Regions from separate parts of the Mus musculus genome. Here region 2 is linked to region 1. Evidence: chromatin loops called from intact Hi-C (ENCODE). Cell type or tissue: gastrocnemius. All regions are shown on one strand. Links, peaks and the distances in the headings refer to the core of each region. The heading gives the core; the rest is flanking DNA. Region 1 holds the start of Gm22055 (a small nuclear RNA gene). Region 2 has its middle 35 kb from the start of Gm12408.

Region 1 (8,814 bases), core at 1,204-6,203:
AGGAGCTTCCCGGCAGAATAGGGCGTTTCAATCACACAGGAAAACGTTTCCCAACAGGAGTAAATGCCCTCTTTGGAAGCCTGGGCAGAATTTCTCTCGTATGCTTTGAGTCTGAGTTCCCAAAGCCCAGCCTGAAGCTCCACTTTCTTGTTAAGGCATAGTCTTTTATTAACATATAAACTCCATGGCTATTTCCACTTGCTCCCATTTGCAGACATTTTTGTGGTGGGTATAGCTGTTTTATGTTATTATTAGGCACTGACCTCAGGAATTTGCTTTCCCAACAGACCAATTTTGCTATTATATAAAGTGGCACAGCTACCTCAGCCCACAGTGTAGGTCAGCGGTGCCTAAACCACTCCAAGGAAGCTGGCTCATTGTAGCTCGAGGGGAACCTACATTTTCACATGATTTTGCCCTAGGTACTCTAGAGACAGGAGCCTGCTTCCCTCCAGCAGCAAAAACAGATTCCATGATGGATCATTTGAAACTAGACACATAGTTCATGTGGCCCTTCCCATTAGTGGACAAGTAGCTCTCTGGTTGGGCCAGGAGAGCATCCATGAAATGTATGGTCTCCTACTGAATCCTTCAAGATGTTCACAAAATGACCAATCTCAATAAAGAGAGCCTTGGCCTCCACCTAATTCCCATCATAAGATCCATAAAAACCCATTGTCCAGAGCTCCAAAGTTATTTCTCCCTTACACTCTGTATAGCCCTGGCTATCCTGGAATTCGGTCTGTAGACAAGGCTGGCTTCAGAGATCTGCCTGCCTCTCTCTCTTCCGAGTGATGGGATTAAAGGTGTGTGCCACTACCACCAGCAGCCAAGGCAACTCTTATAAAAAAAAGTATTTGATTGGGGGCTTACAGTCTCAGTGGGTTGATCCATTATCATCATGGTGGGGGCTGGGGGTGGCAGGTAGGGAGGCATGGTGCTAGAGAAGTAACTGAGAGCTTACACCTGATCCACAAGTTGTAAGAGAGAGAGAGACAGAGACAGAGACAGAGACAGAGACAGACAGAGAGACAGAGAGAAGACACACACAGAGACTGGGCCTGGCTTGGCTTATGAAATCTCTAAGCCCACTTCCAGTGACACTCCATGGGGGAGGTGCATTCTTGTTCAAACTACCACCAGTGGCTTTGGTGGCTCTTGATTATCAATCATCCGGACTTTAGCACCATGAAGTAACCTCATGAAGAGGCAGGAAGAACTTCCTCACATTCAAGGGACCCACATCAAGCGGGCATGGGGTGCCGGCTCCTGCCTTCTATTTTCTTGTTTGAGGCGGGGTCTCTCATTGGGCGTGGAACTCCAAGCTAGATAGCTGGCGAGCTTCTAACTATTCCCCACCTCTCCTTTTCCACAGGAATTCTGGGATTATAGATGTCAGTTCTGCCCCCCACCTCCACACCCCCAGTTTTCATGGCTCCTTGAGCTTCATGGAAGAGAAATAATGGCTTTGCTTTTCTGATGTCCCAACTCTGCCTGTCAGGTTTGGATTGGGTCTGGCCCTTCATGTTATTATTAAAGGACCTGTTGTAGAAGAGGGGCATTGGGCTGCAGTGAACATAGGCTAGGAAGCAACATTAAGTTCAAGTCCTGGCTCCCATCTCTGGGCCATTGTAAGTATCACTTACTACTCCTAGGGCCTGGTTTTCTCCTTTGTTATTATAGATGCTGCCAGCTTTGTAAGATCACGTGTAATATAAGCCAAGACTCTCCCAGATCACCTGATCAATAGCCAACATAATTTGGCAGCAGTTCTTGAGTCAAAGGCGATATAACAAAATGTCTTATTCTTCCCGATGCTCTCAGGTTCACCTTTCTTCGAGTTCCCTGTTCCAGGATGCTCCTGTCCCCACCTCGCTGCATTGCTTACCTTTGCCTTCATAGCCTCTGCTGTTTTCAGCCTATCCATTTACTTTGCACCTAAGCTCATTGAAGTTGGATTTCTGTAACTTGCAACAAAAGGGCCTGGAGAATTGCAGGGGGGTGGGGGAAGGAGGAAGAAAAAGAGGAGGAGGAGGAGGAACATATAAGTCTTAGAGTAAAACTTTAGGGCAGAGCATTGCAGAGAGGACTGACAAAGGGTTTAAATAGGAAGAAGGAAAAATAACAAGGACGCCATCTTCTTTTTATCGTCTGTCTTAGGGTTCTTTAGCTCCTTGGGGATGTACAGCTTTAGCCGTAGTTGGTTTTGTTTTTGTCATTCTGGGGAACAGACTCAGGGCCTGTGATGGTTTGTATATGCTCGGCCCAGGGAGTGGCGCTATTAGAAGGGGTGGCCTTGTTAGAGTAGGTGTGTCACTGTGGGTGTGGGCTATAATACCCTCATCCTAGCTGCCTGGAAGCCAGTATTCTGCTAGTGACCTTCAGAGGCAGACGTAGAACTCTCAGCTCTTCCTGCACCATGTCTGCCTGGATGCTGCCATGCTCCCACCTTGATGATAATGGACTGAATCTCTGAACCTGCAAGCCAGCCCCAGTTAAATGTTGTTTTTATAAGTGTTGCCTTGAGTGCTCGCTTCAGCAGCACATAGACTAAAACTGGAATGATACAGAGAAGATTAGCATGGCCCCTGCACAAGAATTACTTGCTGATTCATGAAGCATGATATACATACATACATACATACATACATACATACATACATATATGTGTATATATATATATATATATATATTTTTTTTTTTAAGAGTTGCCTTGGTCATGGTGTCTGTTCACAGCAGTCAAACCCTACCTGTCACCTACTTGCCTGTCACCCTACACTCGCTAGGTAAGTGCTATACTGCTGTACTGTGTCCCTCAGCCGTCCTTTTCATCTTACTTCTGACTGCCTGTTTCTTTTCAAATGCATTTTTTTTTGCCATTTGTTTTCACAATACTTCTTGCCTTCCAAAGACTGTAAAATATGTTCTCTGTAGAGGCCTACCACCTTCACTCCCCACCCCAGCTCTGAATTCTTAAAGTTCTTGGAACAGCATAGTCAAAGCTCAGTCATACTCATTAATTTATTAACTTACTTATTTTTAGACAAGGTCTTGTGTAGCCCAACTGGCTTCAGATTTACCGTGAAGCTGAGCTTGAACTTCTGATCCTTCAGCCTCCATCCCCCCGGTGTTGAAATCACAGATGAGGGTCTTCGTGGTATGTTTATGTGGTACCAGGGGTTCCAACTCAGGGATTCATACCTGTGGGAGTGTTTTGATTTCTTATCGTGAGCTACAACTTACATCCCCTCTGTGTTCCCCCTTCCCGGATTTATCACCCTTGACTGGTGCTCGCTGCTTAGGAATTGATGGATTGACTGCCCCATGGGGAGGCTGAAGTTGCCAGGGGCAATTAATTGGAGGAGTAGGAGTGAAGAAGGGGATGCCACCCACATACCCGCAACCAAGAATAAGGAAGCCTTTCCAGAAAAAATAGTCAAGATAACTCTTAAATGTGCTTGGCACATGTAGGCCCGCCCAAATCGCAGCCATGCTGCTCTCTTGTGGACACAAGGGGGAGGCAGAGGGCATATGCCAGTGCAAAGCCTCCTGTGGCAGCTGTGGGGTCATCCAGTAGGCTATCTGCGTCCTGGAATCCTGGAAGGCAGAGACCTTGGCTTGGGTGATTTACCAAAGAAATGGGGTAGTCAGAAGGTTTGGCGACAGGTGCCTGGTCAATAGTCATCTAAGAATATGAGCTGGACTCTAATAACGAAGCAGAATAGGGCTGTGAAGCCAGCTCAGTGGGGAAGACTGTCACCTATGGGGCTGCCACAGCCATCTTCCAGTAACTCGCCAAAATGACGAACACAAAGGGAAAGAGGAGAGGCACCCGGTACATGTTCTCTAGGCCTTTTAGGAAACATGGCGTTGTTCCTTTGGCCACATACATGTGAATCTACAAGAAGGGTGATATTGTAGACATCAAGGGAATGGGCACTGTTCAAAAAGGAATGCCCCATAAGTGCTACCACGGCAAAACCGGAAGAGTCTACAATGTCACCCAGCATGCCATGGGCATCATTGTCAACAAGCAGGTTAAGGGCAAAATTCTGGCCAAGAGGATCAATGTGCGGATTGAGCACATCAAGCACTCAAAGAGCAGAGACAGCTTCCTGAAGCGGGTGAAGGAGAACGACCAGAAGAAAAAGGAAGCCAAAGAGAAGGGCACCTGGGTGCAGCTGAAGCGCCAGCCTGCGCCACCCAGAGAAGCACACTTTGTGAGGACTAATGGAAAAGAGCCTGAGCTGTTGGAGCCCATTCCATACAAATTCATGGCCTAATGGACACAAAGAAATAAAATACCAGCACCAGGGGGAAAAAAAAAAGAGTGTCACCTATGGAATGGAGAAGGCATGAGTTCAAATCCCCAGCACCCATATAAAATGGGTGCATGGCCATACTTGCCTGTAACCCTAGCACTATGGGATGGAGACAGGAAGGTCCCAGGAGCTAGCTTTGCAAAAACAGGGAGCTTCAGGTTCAATGAGAGACACTGTCCTCCCACCCCCAATAAGATGAGAGAAATAGAGGAAGGATGCCCAATGTCCTCTGGCTTCTGTGTTCAACACACAGGGTATGCTTGCCAGCAATACATCACATACCCCAAAGTAGAAAGTGGCAAGTGACCATCAAAAGCTTCAGCTAAACTTTAGAGACAAAGGGATGAGAACTTAGTAAAGAAGGCAGAGGGGAAGAAGTCTGTGTCTGTAGTGAGGAAGGCAGAGTCTGGGGTATAGGAATCTGAGAGTCTCATTCCTTAGCTTGTAGGTCCTATACCCCCAAGTCTGTGCCCCTGGTTAGTGCTTTGAATGTGACCCAAGCAGTGACCTCATCTTCTCTGAGCCTCAGGTGTCTTATCCCACTTACACAAAAAGGATTGGTGTCTAGAGACCCAGAGGCCCGCCCTACCTTTGCGTGGGACTCAGTGATAATCAGGGGCCTTCCAGCTTAAGTGGTCTCTGGGGTGGCTTGAATAAATCAATTCAGATGCTCACAAAAGCCTTTCTTCATTACCCCTTCCTGGGTGCAGCTGCTCTCATTAAAACTTCTTATGGGCCCTGACCCATTGGTCCAGTGTTGTTCAAAAACCTTTGTAACAGCCAAGGCAGTCCAACTTTTAGACACACTCCACAGCCTGCTGAAAAATGTGATTAATTTTTCTCTTAACATAGGTTTGGGGGCATTTTTGTAGTTCACTTCAAGACAATTTTGCTAATTTAATTTCCAGTGGTTATAATTTCTGAGGAGTTCCTTGATGCGGATGAGACCACTAATTGCTTTCAAATATAACAGCTGCAAAAAAAAATTATTCTTGCTAAATCAAACAGTTCCTAGAGCTGATACAAGGTAGGATTTCCTGGATTTTAGTTCCATTTCATTAGGAAACTTTTGTTCTGTTTCAGAGTCAACCAGAATGCCTTTTTGCTTCGAAGGATGGCTTTTGAGAGTCTTGTACAGCCTCAGCCTGTAAAGGCTGAAATAGGTTTTGGTGTGTGGGGTTATCATTTCCTTCAGCTATTATGACTATCTGGTGTTGTCTGGCCTGAATGCATCAACAAGGAAAGAGTCTCCCTCCCTCTCTCCTTTAATCTCAGAAAATCCATTTTAGGAGTGGTCATACATGCAGACACTTAAGCCTCTCTGCTTCTGGGATTTTTTTTCCAAAACTACCTTTGCCTGGTGCTTTCAGGCATTCTACATGTAAGCCAAACACTAGCCCCATTGTCAAGGTTTCCACAGAAACAGCTATCCCACAAAGGGGAGCATCTCACCTGAGAGCTAGTTTTCTCCTGGGGATGACGTCGCTTCACAAACATTTTTCCCCCATAAACATTTTTTGAGAGAGATGAATAGGTGTATCTTTCTGGAACAGTGCACAGACGCTGGGGCATGAAATGACTTTGCCTGACATGTTTTATGGACGAAGGGAGGGTCTTAAGCACCGCCTTCTAGTTCCCTAGCTTCTGACTTGGTTGTAGGGTGCCACGTCCTGCTATTAGTGAAGTTTAAGCAACTTTGCTTGCTGTGGCTGTCCTGACGCTTTAAAGGTCCAGCCTGGGAGGAAGCTAGAGAAGTCCTAAGAGTTGTCTGATGGTGGCGGGGGGGGGGGGGGGGGGGGGGAGGAAGGGGTAGGTATTGGGGGAGTGTAGCTCAGTGGTAGAGCACCTACCTAGTATATATGAGGCCCTGGCTTTGATCCCAAGCACTTCACAACAACCAAAAAATATGAAACCCTTCCAGCCTGTAGCATCTCTGGGTCTACCCTCAGGACATGCCTCCACAAGCATTCTTGTTTGCAGATATTTGATTAAGCTGGTATTTCTCACACATACACACATCAACCATGAGGCCAGGAAGAGAGTGGAGTCCTCCTACTGTAATGCTAATTAAGACCAGGGTTTGTGTGTATGGGGAGTTTTGACCTCAAAAAGATAAAGAAGCCAATATAAAAATGGCCGACACTGTCACCTTCCAGAACACAACAAAGGAGCCGTTTCCCTTTCATCTCTGTCTGGGGGCTGGGGAGAGGGATTGTTAGCAGCACAGTGGCACTTGACAACCTGCTGGCATTCCTAAGGTCCTTCTAAACCCAAAGTCAAGAATGCCTAATGACTCTTGAAGGTGACAACCCAGAAACTAGGTCAGAGGGGACACACAGAGTTTGGCCTACTGTCAGGCTAGAAAGAGTTGTCCACACCTCAGGGGAGGGTGGCCAGATGCAGCAAGTGACCGTGTAGGAGCCCATATACGTTCAGTTCCTTGTCTACAGTTGCTGTTGAGTGCATCTGGGAGATAAATACTAACGTTAAAAATGCACTTGGTGTTTATTTGAAATTCAAATCTAACTGTCGTCGTCGTCACGTATTTTCTCCGAGACTGTAAGCTAGGAGCTGGGGGCCTCCTAATTCCCACGGGCTCCACAGTTGTCAGTGCCACCTGCAGAAGGTGTGTCTCAGCCTCGGCTTCATCTCAGTCTTACCTACTGAGATCTGGAGCCACATTTCTATAATGATCTTTTTTTCTTTCCACAAATCCCTTCTTTGTATTCTCTGCCTCTTGCCTCACAGCATTTTATTTTCCTATGTTGGTTTATGTTTAGTTGCTCTTAGTTTGTTCCTCCTTCTACACTGGGAACAACTCAAATGCACTAGATAGATCTAGGTATAGGGATAGATAGACAGACAGACAGACAGACAGACATATAGATATTAAGGTCTTGGTTTTAATCCCCAGCACCTCAAAAACCCACAACAACCAAAGACAAACATGAAACACCTCCAGCCTGTGGCAGCTCTGGGTCCACCCTGAAGATAAGGTCCCTACAGGGACAGTGTGTGTGTGTGTGTGTGTGTGTGTGTGTGTGTGAGAGAGAGAGAGAGAGAGAGAGAGAGAGAGAGAGAGAGAGAGAGAGAGAGCATGTGTATGGTTAGGAGGGGTCTCATTAACCCAGGCTGGCCTTGAACTTGCTGTGTTTCAAGAATGACCTTGAATTTCTGATCCTCTTAACTCTACTGCCCAAATGAGGGAATTATAAGCCTGTGGAAGTACATCCAGTCTCCTGTACCCCTGGCCTTCCTTCCTTCATCATGGACTGACTCCATCTTCCTCTATATAAAACTTAAACCTGCAAAGCTCAGAGGCTACCATTGTTTACTAAGGGCTTCCATCCAGGAGTTAGAAAGTCTCCATGGTAGGCCACTTAGACTGTGGGGCCTCCTTGTCCGATGACTAGCCTGGTCTTGCCATAGGTGTTATAGGAAGTAACTTATGTGATCATGGAGGATGGAGGGTGCCATTAAGCCATTAGAGAACTGTAGTTCAAGTTCATGGAATAAGTTTACAATGGCTGATCATTTATTCAACCTGGACTTTTTAACGGGCAGAAATTAGCAAGACCAAAGCCAAAGCCAAAGCCAAGGTCTCTTGCATGTTAGGCAAAAACTGTATCCTGAGCCACATCCTCAGCCTTCCTCTTAAAACTGTGATAGAAACTGCATAATACAATTTTAAACCATTCTTGGTTTGTTTGGGTTTTTTTGTTGTTGTTTTTTGTTTTTTGTTTTTGGGGATTTTTTTGTTTTTGTTTTTTGAGACAGGGTCAAAAAAAAAAAAAAAGGTAGCTTAGGAGAGGAACACTTTCTGTGGGCCAGGCTGGTCTGGAACTCAGAGATCCACCTGCCTCAGTCTTGTGAATGCTAGAAATAAGGATGTACCCTACCACACCCCACCATCCCAACCCTTCTTCAATGTACAATGCAGTGTTGCTAAATGTCTCTTCTACTTTGCAAGTGTTTCTTCTTGCTAACCTGCAATAGTGTATTCATTAAATAGTAGCTCCTCCTTCCTTCCTTCCTACCGGCTCCCTCTGGAAACTACCCTCTAACTCTGCGTCTACTGATTTGCCTACATAAGCCGAGCCATGTAGCAGTTCCTACTTCTCTCAGCATAATGTGTTCAAGACTCACCTATATTACTGTTCCTGCTGTAAATCAGAATCTCATTCTTTCTCCGTTTCTTTCTTTTTCCTTCCCCCTTTCTTTCAATTTTTGAGAACAGGCTATAGCCTGGAACTTACTGTATAGTACAGGCTGGCCTCGAACCAAGCAATTGTCCTACCTACGAAAGTGCTGAGGTTACAGGTATGACCACCATGCCTAGCTTTGCTAGAGCTGACTGATACTCCAGTGGGTGCATAGCAGAGTCTGTTTACCTCTCAATGGACCTGTGGCTTGACCTCATCTCTTGGTGATTGTTGGCACTGCTTCTGTGAACCTGGGTCCCATCTCTTGAGACCCTGTCCTCAGTTCTTTG
Region 2 (8,814 bases), core at 1,312-6,311, 55 kb after region 1:
ACATAATGTGCTCCACATTGTTCCTGTTGAGACGCTGTTTCTTTTTATTGCTCAGTGACATTCCCTTGTGTGAGCACTGCATAGCGGTGCGGGTTTTTTCTCTTGTGGATTGACACTGGAGATGTTCCTAGCATTTTTCGGCAATGAATAACACTCAGGTGGATTTTCTTGTGCCAGCTTTTTTGAGGATGTTTGTTCTTATTTATCTTGGGTAAACACCAGAGCACAAACAGGATAGGTTCCACATGACACACATGTTTAACTGCTTTGGGATCTATTGTTTTCTAGAGAGATGGCAGCACCATTTCTACTGCCACCGGCTGCATGCGTATTTTCCATTTCTCCATAGCGTTGCCAATGTGTGGTGTTAAAAAGGTTTTAATTTTTAATTACTCTGGTAGGTTACAGCAATATCTCATTGTAATTGTAACTTCCATTTTTTTCTGATGACTTTTGATGTTGAACACTTTTTCTTATTCTTACTGTCTATTCAGACTTCACTGTACGCAATAGAAAGCCTGAGGCTTTTCATGAACTTTTTTTTAATAGACTTTTTTTTTTACTTGTTTAGCGATTATTGCGTGTGTATGTGTGTATGTATGTGTGTGTATATATGTATGCATGAATATGTGTATGTATGTATGTATATGTGTGTATGTATGTATAAGTATGTATATATTATGTGTGTATGTATGTATATATGTGTATGTATCTCTGTGTGTATGTATGTATATGCATATGTATATGCATATGTATATACATATGTATATGTATATGTATGTATGTTATTTTGAGGCAGTGTCATACTATACTCTGTATCCCACACTATCCTAGAAGCTTGCTATCTAGCCCAAGCTGGCCTTCAACTTGCAGCAATCCCCTAGCTCCAGTCTCCCAAGTGCTGGGCCCAAAGGCATGAACCATCATACCTGGAAGTTTTATTGCTTCTCAACTGAGAAATCTTTCCTAACACTAAAACACCAGTAAACATTTGGAGTACGTATTTGGAATCTAAGCTTAGTTTAAATCGTGAAGACTCTACAGTTACCTTTGTGCGGCAGTGACCCAAATACCTGAAGGAAACAATTCACGGAAGAATTATTTTGACTCATGGTTTCAAAGGGTCTCAGTCTATCACAGTGGGGACATCATGGCCACGGTGGTGATGGCAGCTGAGATGGACCTAGAACCAGGGAGACAGTCTAACCTCCAGAGGTCTCCTCTCCTCTTATCTCCTCTATTTCCATCAGACAGGTCCTACCTCCTAAGTTCAACAGCCTCCTTAAAGATCACGACAGCTGGGGAATAAGCCCGTAAAATATAAGCCTCTGGGGTCTACTTCAAATGGCAACCATAGCAGGAATGGCTTGTCCCTGAGGAGTGGACTCACCGAGACACAGGCTAAATAAAACCTAATTCATGCCTTTCCCGACGTGTTTGATGTGCTACATCTACTTTAAAATGACTTTTCCATGTAACTGAATCAACGTCCATTCCCTTGCTGCTATTGATATGCTCTCCTACATAGTATGTGCTTTCAATTATCAGGGTTATAAAGTGTATAAGATGGCAAAGCTACTCTTATTCTTCTTAGTTTTCAAAGGTGTTTTGGATAATTTTGCTCAGTTGGTTGTCGGAGCTGATGACAGGGTGCAGAGCAGGAGTTGCTAAGCAAGATTTTGCAGATGTGGCTGACTGAAGGACCTTGAGACACGAAGGCCATCCTGAGTTGTATAAGTGGGTCCTGTGTGACCACAAAGATCCTTAGAAGAGGGAGACAGGAAGACCACTGCAGATGGGAGCAGAAGTTGGGGGTCAGGTGGCCACATGTCCAGGAATGCTGGCAGCCTCCCTCCCAAGCCGGAGAAGACACAAGGGGCTGCTCTACTAGAGTCCCCAAAGGATCCACCTGCAGACACCTTGCCTTCAGCTCCCTAACATCCATCTCACACTGCTGACCCTCCAGACCTGTAGAAGAGTAACAGGGTGTAACAGCACCAGGAAACAATATGCTAACGACAGGATTGTTTTTAAGTCCCGCTTACCACAATCCTAGCACTTTGCAGGCTGAGGCAAGAGGGTTGCCCTGAGTTCAGGCCAGGTGGGGATGCAGAGGGACACTTTGTTTCTAAAAACCAAAAAGAAAGAAAGGCGGAGGGCAGTATGTGGGGCAGTGGGGGAGTGGCTCACATCTTCAATCACATTGATCAGGAGGCAGAGACAGAGGCAGATGGATGCCTGTGAGTTCTAGGCCACAGGGCTTCATATTGAGACCCTGTCTAGAAGGAGGAGGTGGGCGAGGAGGAGGAGGAGAGGAAGGAAGTGGGAAGAGAGGAAGAAATGGGCAAGAAGAAGGGCTGTAGCAGCAGCATTTCCTTGTAATCCTAAGTGCAGGAGACCCAGGTAGGAGCATTGCTTGAATTCCAGAGTTTAAGGCTAGCTTGGGCACTGTACTGGCTAGTTTTGTGTCAACTTGACACAGCTGGAGTTATCACAGAGAAAGGAGCTTCAGTTGGGGAAATGTCTCCACGAGATCCAGCTGTAAGGCATGGATTAGTGATCAAGGGGGAAAGGCCCCTTGTGGGTGAAACCATCCCTGGGCTGGTAGTCTTGGGTTCTATAAGAGAGCAGGCTGAGCAAGCCAGGGGCAGCAAGCCAGTAAGGAACATCCCTTCATGGCTTCTGCAACAGCTCCTGCTTCCTGACCTGCTTGAGTTCCAGTCCTGACTTCCTTGGTGATGAACAGCAATGTGGAAATGTAAGCTGAATAAACCCTTTCCTCCCCAACTTGCTTCTTGGTCATGATGTTTGTGCAGGAATAGAAACCCTGACTAAGACAGAAGGTTAGTGAGACTGTCTCATAAAAGGTAACACATGTCTGCTGTGATTTTGGTTAGAATTGAGTTGTTTTGGCTTGTTTTTTTGAGACTGATGAGCCAGCAGGGAAATGGAGAATTTTGCATCAGGTATAAGCTGAGAGGAGCCTAGTTCTCGTCTACTCTCTGTTCTCAGGGTTCCCAAACAATTCCCTCTGGCTTGTCACCACAGCTACTTTTCTGGGTTTGAGCCAGAGGCAAAGACTCTATTCATGGTTCTGACACTGTGAATCCCTAGGTGGTATGAGGACCTCTAGAAGGAGTGTGCTCAGCCTCAAAGAGGCAGGGTCTGGGCCTCCGGGTGGGAACAGAGCTGAGAGCCAACGATTCTCCACTGAGAGGTCAGTGTGTTCCTGTGAGGGGACAGCTATCAGTATAGACTCCAAGGCAATTGCTTTGCTAGGCCTTCTCTAGTAACCACGGGATGGAGGGAGTCTAGGCTCTCAGGATTCATAGCCCATAAAAACATGGGTGCCACACACAAGATGAAGGGGCTTGAAGCTACCCTGACACTGTAATTCCCAGCACAACCGGAACTCTGAGAAGAGCCATTCAGGACGAGACACTGTGATTCAGCGCCTGGGGGCTTGGACATTTAATGAGGTACCAGGAGCCCATAAAGATTCAGATAAGAATGATTTACCTGTTTAGGATGCCCAATCGGTCCCACACCTCCTTTAAAGGATGCTGCTGCTACTTCTCCAAAGACTTCTGAGCTGATGCAGAAAACAGCCAGTCCATGGGGCGCAGAGGCCCCAGACTGTCCAATTAGAAACCATCAGCCCTTTGCCTGTCTGAAACTCGACTTGAAATTTAGTCTGCGTGAAATCCTGAGAAGGTGATTAGGGCTCTGCCCGCATGAATACCTCCCCCATTTGTGTGACTAATGGATTTATGGATTAGCAGGTTCTCATTATCTCCAAAGCAGATCTTCAGTACAAATCTTTTGGCTGGGTCTCTCAAGAGCATCTTTCCTCTCACCATGTGGTACCCTGGGCCACCTTGGAACTTTACCAGCTAGAAGGCTGTCTATCAGCTGATACCTTGAGCTAAACCCAAGCCACAGGCTAAAATATAATCAACTTCCTTTCTTTAAAACTTAAACTTACCTGATCTGTAGTTTTGTATTGTTACTAACAGAGAAGAGATTAAGAAGCTAACCATAAAGAACTGAGAGATGCTATGAGTCAAAAGTTGGGAATGTCTTTATGGAAGGAGAAACTGGGGCCTAGAGAGACCAAGTGACTTTTTCAAAGTCCCACAGGGTTTGGGGTTGAAGAGATAGCTTAGTGGTTGCTCTTCCAGAAGACCCAGGTTCAATTCCCAGCACCCACATGGCAGCTCCCAGCTGTCTGTAATTCTAGTCTCAGGGGATCTGATGCCCTCTTATGACCTCTATTGGTACCAAGTATGCATGTGTTGTGCGGGCACGCACGAGCACACACACACACACAGTGTGCTGTCTGAGATTAGTAATGCCAGTGATAAGTCTGGTAGGGAGGGAAGAGAAGGTTAGGTCTCTGAGGGAAGAAGAGCCCGCACATTGCTTGAAACTAAAGAGCATGAAAACACAAAGTACCTTTTGGGGCTTTGGCTCCTGAGCATTTGAACTTCATTTTCCTAAATGCAAGTGTGTATTAGGGTATCTTCGGGATCTTTAATGTCGTCTCAGTCACTAGGAATAAGCCTCTTAAAATGTGGAGCCTGAGCTGTGAGACGGATTAAACGCTGCATCTGTGTTAAGCTGTGTGACATTCCCAGGGTCAGGAAACACAAGGGTGAGAACGAAGACACTGTGTGGGGATCTGAAAAGCGAAGGGCTTGGTGTGGCTGGCACCTTTGGCCTGAGCAGGGAATCCTAAATTCTGTTTACATTCGTGGATTTGTTTATTGTAGATCATTTATGCTTATCGTAAACAATAACAAAAAGAAAAAAACCAAAACAATAGAGGGGGTGGACCCTCATGCAGAAAGCAATGACTACCCATTACACTAGCCCAAGCCTCCCCAAAATAACTATCTTAAAAATCAGGACCAGCTTTCCCCATAGTGTGTGTATGCTCAGCAGTCTCCAGAGAGATGAACTTGGGTGGCTCTACAGTCCACCAAAGGCTGTGGCATAATTTATGAGCCTGTTTCTGAGCCATTTCCAACTTTTCAATATTACAAATAGCACAATGATGAATGCCTTGGTGTGTAAATCGTAGGCACCGCCTCCGATGGGCTGCACTCTGTTCTCAGCAGTGGGAGCACTGAGCAAAGGCTAGCTGTCCTACCCTTTGGCACTAGGCCCCAGGTCCTGCCCAGCCCCACCCCAGCTCTTGGCCTCAGCCTCAGCATCCTGGAAGATGACGTAACAGGATAGAGAGAAGGAGGTACCTGCATCTGGGATGGCTGCCTAACTCTGAGCCTTGACCAAGTGCCTCTGCCTTTATTGACCTCAGTTTTCCCAGCAGTAAAAAGGTTATTGGGTTTTTATTTTAGTTAAAAATTTTGTGATTAAAAAGAAAATCCATATAGAAGCTTAATATGTAAAACAACCGAAGGGCTGGAGATGTGGCTCAGTGGAGGGCACTCGCCTCAGGCATGTGAGGCCCTAAGGTTAATCCTTGGCACCACAAGCAAAGAAAGAAAAGTAGATAGAGAGACCACACATTTGAGGCTAGCCTGGGCTATGTGGCAAGACCCTGTGTGCGGACAAACAAACGACGATAACAGAAATCTAGCAGAAACAAATAAAACCAAGTGAGCGGAGCTGGGGTCAGACCTCTGCCTGAGCAATCATTCTTTCTCTCACCCAGCAAAAATTGATGGCTTTCTATGTTGCACTAGATGCTGGGAGGGCCTGAGCAATATGTTTAAATACATGGGCTGGAGTGCCGCAGGGCCTCGCTGACTTACCTCACTAAAGCTGACACCATCCTCCAGCTGTTTTGTTTTTTTTATGACATCCATCATTTCTATTCCCCATTGTCTGTTGCCCTGCTGCTTGAATTGCTCCAGGCTCTGTGTGTTCTACTCACGGTCCTGTCTGATTCAACCTTGACGAGTGAGTGTCCCCCAACCCTAGCCCTCGTGGCTCTCAGACCCTTCACATCCTGCCTGGGACCTGTGGCCTCCGTCTACTCTAGAAAGTCCCTCCGCTGTGGTCACTGTTGGCACACAGCCATCAGCTGACACCAGTGCTGAGCTCCTAAGACACGTGAGCAGCCTGGTCTGTGTCAACTGCTTGGTTCTCTTAACCCAAACTGCCATTTTACAGAGGAGAAACCTGGGCTTGGGGTGCCAGGCGCTCCCCAGGCTGTGGTCTACAAGACCCCCTGTACTCACCTTAAACTTCCACAGGCTGGAAAGACCAAGACTCCTACCAGGTCTTCATGAAGCTGAAGAGATGTCCAGTATCGATGTGTGTCTTACTGTGTGCCCACTTATCTGGGATCCATCAAGGTACCCACACCTGGGCCCCAGGGGTCCAACACCACACCCCCAGGAAGAAAGCCCCTCAATGGAGGGGCAAGCATGATTCTGTCCTCCCCTCCCCCAGGGGGACCCATGCCATGTACCTCTCTGGAATTGCAGATTCTAGAGTGAGATGACTGTGACAGTTATAGCTGATCCAGAATGGAAGCCACTGTCTCTGGGAGCCTTGTGAATGAGGTCATCAAATCATTTCACCTGCTGTCATTCAAATCTTAGCAAGGATCAGAGAGAGTCGGCGCTTATGAAGTTGCCATAATTTCTGCCTTTCAAACTGGGGTAAATATGAAGAGGGTGAAAGGGGGACCTGGCTCCCAGTCCTGGCTTTGCTACCCACCTATTGGTGGCTATAGACATGACCCCTTTACCTCCGCTCTCAGTTTCTGTACCTGCAAAGTCAAGGTTTGGTTCCGTGTGTGCTTGGAAGCTATAACCTGTCAGTCTGTCTCCCTTCACCTGCATGTGGGGGTTCAGAGTGTTTGTGGGCAGTGACTGCACCTGTGGTTTACCTTGCCTACCTGCTAGTGAAATCTCTGTGTCCAGGGACCATGTCTGAACCACCTGCCTCTTACAGGACCTGTTCTGCCCACCTCAGCTGGCTTCTGACTGAGGTGGAGGTGAAGAGGCCGTGGGGGTGGAGGGGCTGGCTGCCCAGAGTCACCATCTATCTGCCTGCCTTTCTAGTGTGATGGACTTCAAGTCTGGGAAGGAGCTGTTAGAGATATTATCTGCTGTGTGTGACCTCACTAGAATTCTCCTGTGTGAGTCAGGGTTTGTCTGGGCATGGCAGACAGTGGCACCCCAGGCTTTTGTAATCAGCTTTGAGATCTGTCAGCTCAGACAGTCCGGGCTTTGGGGGCTCCGAGGACTATTTACGTTTCTTTCTGTGTCTGCAGAGTCAGGTACAAAACCGAGCTAGTGATCAGTACCTGGCCCTTGCCGCCTGACCTCCCTCTGTCTCTGTATAAAGGTTTGCTAAACACTCCAGTACTAGTGTACTAGTAATAGCTACTAATGGTTACTAAGAGTACAGCTGACCCACTGGCTTGCCACAAGGGGCAAGAATAAACCCACCCCAGTCCTCACTACTAGGGCAGTCTGACCAGTCAGCCTAGATTTCTAGTACAGAAATATAGTATTTGGAACATTGTAATAAAACACCCCCCTCCTTGCAACAATGTAAAGAACAAAATAATGGCTAGCTGATAATTAGTAGATTTCTGTTTTTGGAGCAGAATGGTTCTCTCTATGTAGCCCTCTCTATGTAGTCCTGAAACTTACTGTGGTGACCAGTCTGGCCTGGAACTCACAGAGATCCTCCTGCTTCTGCCTCCCGAGTGATAGGATTAAGGTGTGTACTTCATTTCAGGCTCAGCAGAGAATTTTTTCATCTCATGGGCCAGGAGGTCCAAGATGATCGAGGTGTTGTCAGATACTGTTTGGTGTGGGCTCTCCAGGTCCCACATCTTTCTGTGTCCTCCTATGATGGGAAGGATGCACGAGCTCTCTGGGTGTCATTTGAAAGGATACTAATGCTATTTCAATCGCACCAAACCCATCCACTCCCCAGGCCCATCTCCTGGTAAGGGCTCTGGGTCAGTGGCTGGGAATGGCTTTGGCTTTGGCTTTGGGGGAGGGGATGCGGGCATTCACAGCAGTGCACTATAGTCATGACGGAGGAGAGCTGGAAGGCCTTGGGAACACTGAGGAGGAGGAGAATAATGGGGCGTGACATAAGATCGAGTCCCAGACCCTGGAACCAGCCTGTTCACATTTCATTTCTACTATTTACTAGCTATGCAGCTTTGAGCAAGCACCTTACTTTTCTCATTGGTAAAATAAGTCACAGAAGCAAGGCTCTCAGAGCAACGCTTGGTGGGAGGCGGATAGTCAATAGATGTGAGCAGCAAAAAGAGAAAAGGCCACCCATTTGAACCAAGGAAGCAGGAGAAGGAGCCTCTGTAGACTGGAGGCGGTATCCCTGAACACTTCTTCAGAATTCAGATTTCCTCTCACAGTTCGGACATTGCTGACAGAGGCAGATGGAGGTAGAGGGGATGGACCTTTCTCAGGATTACACTGTGGCTCAGTCCTGCCCCAGGCAGGTCTCTCTGCTTCCTGCGTGTCCTTTAAGGCCTGTATAGCCTTGCCTCAGTTTACCTCCTCATTTGCTTCCCTCTTCTTAGATACAGACTATCTACAACCTGTAGAGAGAGCAGGAAGCTGCTACTGCAGCTGAGTGTCCTTCAGTCGCCTTAACAATCTCTGAGCTGTAGTGACCAAAGAGGACGAGGCCCGTGTCCTGGTAGCTTTGGAAGTCTGAAATCTAAGCTGTTCTGACTGATCTAAGTCATATTCCTCCCCCCTGCCCCCCGGGATGCCTGAGCAGGGAGTCGTCTCCCTGCTTCTCCCTTTCTGGTAGCTGCAGCATCTCTTGGCCTGTGCCTGCATCATTCCTGTT

What was found. A loop is a pair of places that touch in the nucleus more often than their neighbours do. Peaks named below come from ENCODE experiments on the same cell type or tissue, not always from the same donor. Only the 100,000 strongest peaks of a DNase experiment are listed, where the experiment ranks them.
Region 2: it touches region 1 in a loop (2.1-fold over the local background); 5 of 42 quality-filtered maps call a loop at or near these places.

What each region holds. Positions count from the first base shown.
Region 1 is chr4:45,546,217-45,555,030 of GRCm38, forward strand. Gm22055 (a small nuclear RNA gene) reads left to right here and starts at 2,527; the gene lies at 2,527-2,633. It also overlaps the pseudogene Gm12411. In gastrocnemius, for the core only: a CTCF peak has its summit at 3,496; a DNase peak (open chromatin) is centred at 3,513.
Region 2 is chr4:45,600,737-45,609,550 of GRCm38, forward strand. No RefSeq gene overlaps it. Among named protein-coding and RNA genes, the nearest start is that of Gm12408, 35 kb to the right of the region's middle. In gastrocnemius, for the core only: no CTCF peak of the experiment used is centred there; DNase peaks (open chromatin) are centred at 3,867, 5,156 and 6,036.